Regions from separate parts of the Homo sapiens genome. Here region 1 is linked to region 2. The links are chromatin contacts, found by Hi-C or POLR2A ChIA-PET in ENCODE. All regions are on one chromosome and are shown on one strand. The core of a region is the stretch at or near the end of the contact, and the rest is flanking DNA. Distances in the headings are between cores, read along the strand shown. Region 1 overlaps PARN (poly(A)-specific ribonuclease). Region 2 holds the start of LINC02185 (long intergenic non-protein coding RNA 2185).

Evidence for each region. Hi-C counts contacts between places; a loop is a spot of excess contacts on that map. ChIA-PET counts read pairs that join two places held with the same protein, here RNA polymerase II (POLR2A). Pooled maps may share reads with other maps.
Region 1: a loop to region 2 is called in a map of ascending aorta, with 2.3 times the contacts of the local background. The contact joins the enhancer-like site here to the promoter of LINC02185 in region 2. A Hi-C loop is called at or near these places in 1 of 168 maps with a recorded cell type or tissue (ascending aorta) and 2 of 50 pooled maps. POLR2A ChIA-PET finds 5 or more read pairs at or near these places in 1 of 52 experiments (H1).

What each region holds. Positions count from the first base shown.
Region 1 is chr16:14,527,966-14,532,885 of GRCh38, reverse strand. The region is part of intron 21 of PARN (poly(A)-specific ribonuclease); the gene reads left to right. LOC107984865 (a long non-coding RNA gene) reads left to right here. Exons shown (of 2, transcript XR_001752089.3): 1 at 1-1,832; 2 at 1,969-2,309. Among named protein-coding and RNA genes, the nearest start is that of PARN, 100 kb to the left of the region's middle. RefSeq lists an enhancer at 1-709. Within about 2 kb of position 3,630, at least 13 of the 41 ENCODE cell types and tissues checked have a DNase peak (open chromatin) inside an H3K27ac peak, as active enhancers do.
Region 2 is chr16:14,013,464-14,018,977 of GRCh38, reverse strand. LINC02185 (long intergenic non-protein coding RNA 2185) reads left to right here and starts at 2,960. Exons shown (of 3, transcript NR_110909.1): 1 at 2,960-3,116. LINC02186 (long intergenic non-protein coding RNA 2186) reads left to right here. Exons shown (of 3, transcript NR_110915.1): 3 at 1-98. It also overlaps a transcript of MRTFB not described here.

The DNA.
Region 1 (4,920 bases), core at 2,381-4,880, 510 kb before region 2:
CCTGTCCGGGAGGGAGGTGGGGGGGTCAGCCCCCCGCCCGGCCAGCCACCCCGTCCGGGAGGGAGGTGGGGGGGTCAGCCCCCCGCCCGGCCAGCCGCCCCGTCCAGGAGGGAGGTGGGGGGGTCAGCCCCCCACCCGGCCAGCCGCCCCTCCCGGGAGGTGAGGGGCGCCTCTGCCCGGTCGCCCCCCCGTCTGGGAGGTGTGCCCAGCAGCTCATTGAGAACGGGCCATGATGACAATGGCGGTTTTGTGGAGTAGAAAGGGGGGAAAGGTGGGGAAAGGATTGAGAAATCGGATGGTTGCCGTGTCTGTGTGGAGAGAGGTAGACATGGGAGACTTTTCGTTTTGCTCTGTACTAAGAAAAATTCTTATCCTGTTTATCTGTGACCTTGCCCCCAACCCTGTGCTCTCTGAAACATGTGCTGTGTCCACTCAGGGTTAAATGGATTAAGGGCGGTGCAAGATGTGCTTTGTTAAACAGATGCTTGAAGGCAGCATGCTCCTTAAGAGTCATCACCACTCCCTAATCTCAAGTACCCAGGGACACAAACACTGCGGAAGGCCGCAGGGTCCTCTGCCTAGGAAAACCAGAGAACTTCGTTCACTTGTTTATCTGCTGACCTTCCCTTCACTATTGTCCTATGACCCTGCCAAATCCCCCTCTGCGAGAAACACCCAAGAATGAACAATTAAAAAAAAAAAAAAAAAAAATCAGAGTTTGAATCTTGTGCCTTGTATAAACTTTGCTGTCATGTTGGTTGGGGGGATTTATTTATTCTTGGTTAAAGCAAGTTTTATATTTTAATTTAATTTAATTTTTTAAGACAGGATCTCACTCTGACAGGGTCAAGCTGGAGTACAGCAGTGCGATCATAGCTCACTGCAGCCTCGAACTCCTGGGCTGAAGCGATCCTCCTGCCTTAGCCTTCCAAGTAGCTGGGACTATAGGTGCATGCAACCATGCCTGCCTTTTTTTTTTTTTTTTTAAAGAAATGGGATCTTGCTATCTTGGCCAGGTTGAATACAAGTTTTAAAATAAAATATTACATCTAACCAGTTTTCATTGAGAAGTCTGGGGCTTTTGAAAGAATTTCCAAGTATTGAGTACGAAGTTGGTCAACCAAATAGAGCTGCCCTTGGAAAGCATGGTTGTTGTCTGGGGGGGCACCCTCATGGCACTCTTTCCCATGTGTGTAGGATGGCATGGTAGCACAAAGTCAAAAGTAGATGAAATTGACGGACGTACCCAAACAGTTTCTATGTATTTTTAAGCATGGTAGAAGGTTAGTCTTTGCATGTACTCTAGTTCACAGCCTTTTCTAAGAGGCTGAGGCCAAATTGAATTTATCTGGGAACCTGCCACATCTATAAATGCTACATAGGGTAATAAATGGGCCATTGGCTTCCAAGAATCAGTGACAGTGCACTTTAGTTCCTAATTTAGAGTTCATGAAAATTATCCCTTGACAAACAGATTGTGAAAAAGGAAACCCTATTAGATGGATTCATCTGTTTTTTTTTTTTGAGATGGAGTCTTGTGCTGTCACTCAGGCTGGAGTGCGGTGGTGTGATCTCACCTCACTGCAACCTCTGCCTCCCTGCAACCTCTGCGTTCTGGGTTCTAGCAATTCTCCTGCCTCAGCCTGCTGAGTAGCTAGGACTACAGGCACTAACCACAACGCCTGGCTAATTTTTGTATTTTTTGATATAGATGGGGTTTCACTCTGTTGGACAGGCTGTTCTCAAACTCCAAGTGATCTGCCTGCTTCAGCCTCCCAAAGTGCTGGGATTACAGGCATGAGACACCACGCCTGGCCTGCCTTTTGACAAATGTAAGCTGTTGTTTCCACAATGATGTGGGAGTGAGTCAAGGTGGGGGATGGATGGATGGATGGATGGATGGATGGATGAATGAATGAATGCATGCATGAATGAATGAATACAGATAACAAGTGTTTTTGTCTTCAGAGGAAGAGGCAATGTCAGTCTGTCCCACCCAGTAGACTTGGCTTCTCTGCATGGGGGCTACATCTTAGTCATTATTCTACATCCTTGGCATTTGGAATGGTGCTGGCACAGAGCTGGAGAGGGCTTTGAGGAGATGCCCTGGTACAGTCCTTGGGAAGGGGCCAATTCTGGGATAGCCGAGAAGAGAGAGGAGCATGGCACCCAACAGAGTGATGAACGAAGGCGGAAGTTTACGACAGTGTTCACCCAGTGAGGGTTGCACTCCCTCACTGGGTTGTGAAGTCATTTGAATGAATGGTGACCAGCATTTTTAATAAAATGGAAGAAGTTAGAAAATGTCAGTGTGTCTTATATAATATAGTTTTTTTTTTTTAATGTAACCTTTTTTTCAGGGTTCTGTACGTACAGATGTATGTGTGTGTACTGGGTTATAATGCACATGGATTTCTTGTTGAGGGTTATGGTAAACAGAGTTTGAACTCAGGCACTTCAGGAGAAACACAGATTAAAGTCCTCATTTAAAGAAGAATTACTCTTTTCCAGGTGTGCAAAGCACTGTGGCGGGTGTTGGTGGGCTGGGGGGAAGCAGAGGTAACTGGCAGAGCTCTCCCTCCTCAGGTGCTGCCTCTCTCTAGAGTAGCCTGGGGCTTGGGATTCCTGTGGACAGCTTCAGGAAGAAATGCTCATTCCTTCACCCTGTGGTCTCCACAGGTCTGGAGGAGACTTCTGTGCTGCTCACCAAGAGAAGGATGTCGTGATTAAAGCACAGTCCTCTCTCTGTCCACCTTGCTTGGCTCTCCTTGAGGGAGCAGGATGAATAGCTTACCTGATGAGCAGAATCAGGAAGAGTCTGACACCCAAGGGCCATTTGACAAGTGGATGGGGCCACTGCATTGAAGAAGGCAGGCCTGGAAACCAGCTGCTGGGGTCTCTTGGAAGCTGAGATTAAGGAATCGTTTAGAGTTCAGAGGCCTCTTGCAGCTGTCATGATGGGGTCTCGTGGTCTGGATTTCTGGATTTCTGTAGGGATGGTATCACCTATAGGAGGAAGCCCCATTTGGACCTCACACTCAAGATCCTTCTCCAGCACAGTCTACCAAGGAGTCCCATGCTTGAGGGGAACAGGAAGGGGATGCCGAGTCCTCATGGGCTCCATAAGAGGATGATAGTCCTCGTTAGAACCATCAGAGGACGATACTCCCTACCTGCCAACGAGTACCAGTGGGAGTGGTTGTTGGGCCAGTGTCTGATACTTTATTGCTGGCCATCAAATTTGGACTTTGTGAACAGCAGAGAACCTTTTTGCACAGCCAGGGGGATGGATGTGACTCTGATGACATGATAAGGAATTTCTTTCATAGGGCGCAGTGGGCTTCAATGTCAGGGCTGAGAGGCTGGAAGTGGCTGCAGTGTGCCCAGAAGTGGAGCAGTAGCCAGTAGTGACCTACAGTTACTATTCCATTACTGATCTGTGAGGGTGTTTAATTGCTACTGACATTGTTCGGATTTTATGGAAACTAGATTTTCAACTTTGCCATCCATCTGGCTTACAAAACTTGAAATGCTCCAGATGTGACTTTGTATCTTAATTCCTTTTCACCAACCAGAAGGTGGTGCTGTCGTGCTGGCAACCAATCTACCTTTCCAACGCCAAGTAAAACATTGAAATGCTTATTCATGCTAAGTAATGTGGACAGACTTAGCATTCGGATTCGACAGCGTACCTCTCCTGTAGTTGTGGGGAAGCCTTTAGAGTCCGGAGCTGGAGAAGCCTGGCAGAGGGGCCTTGGTTAGGCACTCGCTCAGGGCCACCTTTGCACTCACGGTGAAGTGACACTTTTATAGGAGTCAGGGCGAAGATGTCTGCTGAGTGCTGCTTGATCTGTGTCCAGTCTTCCATGAAACAGTTAAAGAATTATGACTAGAGATGAGAGAAGTTTCTGTAAAGAGAAAATGTTTTTTCTCTCGTTTCTTGCAGGGAAAGATCTCTACCTAGAGGAAAACTCATGAATCCAGTTTATAAGAAATACTTATAAAGTAATCATTAGTAATTAAAGTGATTAATTGAATACTCAACTAGTTGAAATATCCAAACAATCTCTCGAGTTATTTTAGCCGCTTGAAGGAAATAAAATCGGTGGTGTTTGATGTAACCTGAGTCCTTAGCTCCAGAGGTTAAAGTGGAGAAGAGAAAATTCATTTTACCAGGCTGGGGAGAATTCAGTGAGGTTATGAAGGTAAAGTTCTCGACATAGTGCCTGGCATTAGCTGCTCGGTAAATGTCCACTTTCCCCCCCACATCAGTCTATTCAGAAATCCAGACAATAAAATATCACAGAGTCAAGTTTGTAAAAAAGATGTATTGCTGCATCATGGAGACTGTGTGAGTGTGAAGCTCTTGGTGTTTGTATGATCGGCTTGCAAAATGACAGCATGTCCCTCAGGTAGGGCCATGTTTGTTGCCCTAAGTGACTTGCAGGTCTTCACCTGTCTGTACCTTTTAAACAAGAGACAAAACCTGCTGCCAGAATGATTTTTAGTTGTCTTTCCTTTTCTTTCCCATGGCTTCCTACAGTTGGGTTGCCGTTCTAATTAATCTCTTATCAGTGCAGTCAGGGGTCTCCTTTGGAGCCTCTTGTGGGGGTCCCACTTCAGTAGTTACTAGAGCAGCTTTCTGTTACAGAGGTTAACTTTTGAGTAGGTTCATAAGGAATGTGAGAATTCCACAGGCACAGGAGAAGTTTGCTGTAAGGTGAAGTTGTACTCATTAGGGCTATGGATTTATTCTGACACTCAGTTTGAGCAGCTGGTTTGGGCATGGTTTTAAAAATACAGTCAGTCCTCATTATTCACAGATTCTGTATTTGTGAATTCAGATATTCAATTTTTTGTAACCCACAATTCAGTTTTCACGTGCTTTTGTGGTCATCCCCAGGGATATGCAGGTTGGGA
Region 2 (5,514 bases), core at 1,711-4,210:
GAAGGAAGGAATAGCCAATGATCAGTAACTGTGCAGAGCCAGGATCAAAAACTCAAATGCCCACAGGGGCCAGGTAATAAAGCAAGTAAATGAAGGCATTTGCAATGTTAAACTGATGGGCAGAGTTTTTACTTAAATAAATGTCTGCTTTCTTAAAAAAAAAAATATGTGGCTTCTTTGGTCTAGCTTTCATTTTCATGGGTACAAGAATGATTTATTGGCCTTAAGGGATATGATGACTTTGAAAGCGCAATGATCCTGGACTATGGATTCTGTGTGTTAGTGCTGGGGACTGGTGGGGGCTGTGGTGAACCGGAGAATTTTCCAGCTCCAGCTCATGATGCCAGGTGCAAATGGGCCTGGTTTTATCAGACCTGATGTCCCAAGAGAAGCCATACAGCCTGATTTTCATGTGAACTCCTAATTTCTACACATGCATTTATTTATTTACTTTAAGAATAATACGTAGTCCAGAAGATATATCTGTGAGCCAGATACAGAACCATGTTGGATCTAGAATTAATGAGCTCAGTGAAAATAAACAATAAAACTAAAATCATAAAGAGGTTGGTGATGAACACGTGTGTATTTAATATATGCCAAGTACTGTTCTAAGTGCCTTGCCTAAATGAACTCATGTAGGCTTCACTGCAACCCTGTAAAGTTAGATATTATTCCCTTTTTTCTAATTGGGGAAACTGAAGCTCAGAGAGGCCCAAGTTCATGTAGCTATAAGCGGTGGAGCCAGGATTTACAACAAGCAGTGCAGTTCCAGAGCTTGGATTCTTCCAGAAAAGCCCTCTGGATTCCACACTCAGGAAGAGGGGTTATTATCCTAGAGACTGAGGGTGGATTTCAGGAGGCACATGGAATCCTGAAATTCCATATATGTTTTTATGTGGATACAAGAGTGTGTTTTTCTTGGAAAGGAAGCTTTCATAAAGTTCTCAAAGGGAGGCCAAGTACAGTGACTCATGCCTGTAACCCCAGCACTTTGGGAGGTCGAGGCAGGAGGATTGCTTGGGGCCTTGAGTTCAAGACCAATCTGGGCAACATAGCAAGAACCCATTTCTATAGAAAAGTTTTTAAAAAATTAGCCAGACATGGTAGCACATGCCTATTGTCCCAGCTACTTAGAGGCTGAGGCAGGAGGATCACTTGAACCCAGGAGTTTGAGGAGGTTGCAGTGAGCTGTGATCACACAGTGCACTCTAGCCCGGGAGAAAGAGAGAGACCCTGTCTCAAAAAAAAAAAAAAAAAAAAAAATATATATATATATATATATATATACACACACACACACACACACAAATACACACACACACACACATATATACATATATATATATATATATATATATATATATATATATATATATATATACTGTAGTCAGTCAGTTCTCTTTTCGTTGCAAGGGACACAAAACTCATACCATAGAGGTTTCACACGAACAAACACAATTTACATTTCATATAATGAAAAAGCTCAATAATTCAGGCACAACTGGATTCCAGAGCTCAAGTAATAAAATCACAACTCTGTTTCCATTCATCTCTTGTTCCAGTTTTTGCTGCAGGCCATTCTCCAATTCTCTCTTTCTGCTGTTAAGAAGACTGCAGCAGGCCGGGCGCGGTGGCTCACGCCTGTAATCCCAGCATTTTGGGAGGCCGAGGGGGGCGGATCACAAGGTCAGGAGATCGAGACCATCCTGGCTAACATGGTGAAACCCCGTCTCTATTAAAAATACAAAAAATTAGCCGGGTGTGGTGGCGGGCGCCTGTAGTCCCAGCTACTTGGGAGGCTGACGCAGGAGAATGGTGTGAACCCGGGAGGTGGAGCTTGTAGTGAGCCGAGATTGCTCCACTGCACTCCAGCCTGGGCAACAGAGCGAGACTCCGTCTCAAAAAAAAAAAAAAAAAAGAAGAAGACTGCAGCAGCTTTGGCCCAATATCAAGCTAGGTTCTATTTGAAAGGAATATGATTACATCTCAGAAATGCTTGTAAAAGTCTTGTTGCATCTCATTGGCCTAAACTAAATGACATACTCAGAGTTAAACCAATTGCTTATGATGAAGGGAATGTGATGATCTAATTGGCCAATTCTGAATCACATGTTCACATCTGGAGCCAATCAATACCATCCCAACCACCATACGGCCTGGGAATAGGTCAGGGTCTTTTTTTTTTTTTTTTTTTTTTTTTTGAGGCAGAGTTTCCCTCTTGTTACCCACGATGGAGTGCAGTGGTGTGATCTCGGCTCGCCGCAACCTCCGCCTCCTGGGTTCAAGCCATTCTCCTGCCTCAGCCTCCCGAGTACCTGGGATTACAGGCATGCGCCGCCACTCCTGGCTAATTTTTGTATTTTTAGTAGAGACAGCGTTTCTCCATGTTGCTCAGGCTGGTCTCGAACTCCCGACCTCAGGTGATCCACCCACTTCAGGCTCCCAAAGTACTGGGATTACAGGCGTGAGCCACCGCGCCCAGCCTAGGTCAGAGTCCTTTAAGGGAGGTATGAAAGGACCACAAATATCCATCATCGATAGTTACTGATGGAGGGTTATCTACTATGCCTTGGAGAATTGAGTGGGACCCACCTAAAAAAAATCATATTTAAAACCACTGCAAAAGTTGCAAGTTCCATGTCATTTTTTTTTTTCTGACTGGGAGGAGCCTTATTCCAGGGTCTTCTAGGTGTTATTGGTCAGATGGTGACTTGATTGCTGCTCTCTAAATAGAGCTTTCACATCCGAGATGACTCTTCTAACTTTCTACAGAGCTCCCACATCTGTTCCTTCATTTGATCTAAATTTAACAGCATTCCTATGAGTCAGAGAAGTGAAGTAACTTGTTTACAGTCACACAGCCAAGCCAAACTTCCTGCCTCCCAGCTTACAAACAGAGCAGTGGGTCCACCCATCTTGATCCTGGGGTACTGACAAGAAATATTTTGGAGAAGTTAGATAGGGTAGAGGCAGAAGTAGACGCAATTAAACATGAAGGATTGTGAAGGCAAAAGATGAACCAGCCAGCCTAGTCTCTGGATGCATAAGCTCCAAGTGTGGAGGAGACCCGGAGAGAAAAGCAGACTGTTCTCTGTGTTTACCTGTAAGCACAGGTAAGTACAGAACCTTCTGGGAAAGCCCACTGATTTTGGTGGCAACAGCCTTCTTCAAGTGAAGACAGGAGGGAGTGAGCCTGCATCTTTAAGGATCACACAGTCTCATTTTAATTATTAAGTTGCTGCATTATTAACCGATCAGCTGTGTGCGGCAGAAAACCAAGGGTCAGAACTCCAGGGCAACGATCCATTCCTGGTGCCACCTCCAGCCCAGTAGTTTCGAACTCTTCTCGGGGCCCTTTCAGAACTTGATGAATGATAGCGAGACTTCCTTCCAGAAAAGCGCAAAATTTGTCTGCAATTTCAGGATTCGGCTAGGAATACGGCTGCAGGTATTTCCTGCCGGTGTGTTGAGGGGCTTTCCACATCCGGTCTCATGGAGTCCCAGGTCCCCTATATTTCTTGGTCTCTTTCTGAGTAATGATAACTCCTAAAGGTGGATGCAGGGAGAGGAGGAAGGGGAAGAGATGAGGAGGTAGGACTTAACAGCACAGGCCTGAATTATTTGGGGAAGAGAGGAAAATAAAGTTCTCTTTGCTGAATTGCCTTGCACAAGGCACTGGTCAAACAGAACTCTAAGCGGATAGTCCCACGGATGAATGTGCATGCCTGTGTGCATTCGTTTCCAAACTTCAGCCATGCAGAGACACCTCCAAGCCTTTTGTTTCATTTCACTTGCATTGTGGCTGTTTCCCTTTAAAGCAATACACTTACACTTACATTTCTTTCCCAGGGAAACTTTATATTACTACCAGACATGTAGAGCCGCAAATGTTATTTGAAAGGGATTAAACACTCAGAAAACCAAACAATAGTATGAAATCCTAGCTAGCCTCGATAACTGTCCTTCACTCTGAGCCCCAAGATGTACTTTCTATTTAAACAAAAAAAGAGGCAGGGTGTGGGGAGTGTGGAGGTGTTGGGGGATGAGAATAGCAAGGAAAAGAGATGTTAGACACCGAACTGAGAGTTTTTTATTTTTTATTTTTTTGAGATGGAGTCTTGCCCTGTCGCCAGGCTGGAGTGCAGTGGCACGATCTCAGCTCACTACAACCTCCGCCTTCTGGGTTCAAGCAATTCTCCCTGCCTCAGCCTCCTGAGTAGCTGGGATTACAGGCACCCACCACCATGCCCGGCTAATTTTCTTTTTTTCTTTTTTGCATTTTTAGTAGAGACGGGGTTTCACCATGTTGGCCAGGCTGGTCTCGAACTCCTGACCTCAGGTGATCCACCTGTCTTGGCCTCCCAAAGTGCTGAGATTACAGGCGTGAGCCACTGCGCCTGGCTTTTTTTTTTCTTTTTGAGACAAGAGTCTCACCATGTTGCCCATGTTGGAGCGCAGTGGCGCAATCACTGCTCACTGTAGCCTCTGCCTCCCAGGTTCAAGCAATTCTCCTGCCTCAGCCTGCCAAATAGCTGGGACTGTAGGCGTGTGCCACCATGCCCAGCTAACTATTACTATTTTTTTTTAATTTGTAGAGACAAGGTCTCACTATGTTGCCTGGGTTGGTTTCAAACTCCTGGCCTCAAGTGATCCTCCCATCCCAGCCTCCCCAAAGTGCTGGGATTACAGGCATGAGCCACCTTGCCCGGCACTGAGACTCTTGATATTATCAGGACTGAAATGATTGCAAGAAGACTGTCACTTTCTCACCAGTCTTCACTCTTACTTCATTCTCCACGCAATTGGGAAACACCGTGATTTATTTAACAAATATTTATTCAGTTGCCTGCTAAGTGTTCTTGGCCCTAGGGGAGAGGAGGGGAGGGCATGGGGAATAGACATGGGTCCTGCCCTTCTGGAGGGAATATTTTCATGGTGGAGACAGACAAACGACTAAGCGAAAAATAAAATGATTTGAAATGGGGTTGAGTACCGTTTAAAAAACTAACAAGGGGTTACAATAGTGAGTTGTTCAGGCGTGGGAGGTGCGAGGGTGGACTTCACATGCTGGAGGCAAGATCAGGAGGTAATTTGGTCCTCCAGTGAGTGAGACCTGCGTTTCCAATAGAAAAGTCACGTTCAGGGTTGGATTCTTAAGCAGTGGGAAAGTGGTTAGCAGCTGTAACTTGATATCCCAGGCATAATCTGAAGGACACTACAGAGACCTGCTCTTTGCCCCTGATTCAATCAGAAAGCAAAGCAGATGTTGTATTAATAGTTTTCCAGTCCAATGGCCAAGAGAAAACAAAATATGTCATACATGTGGTTGTATTTAAAGGCAAGATTACAACACATGTTCAACAAACGTTCGCTGTTGCTGGAGCAAGGAATTCCATTCGTAATCGCAGCTGAGTTAATCTAATTAACTGCAAATGAAGATGCCTGTTTTCAAGTGCAGCCAACACAGTCAGGGTACACAGTATTTACAATGTTTTCCCCTCTTCTTTCCTT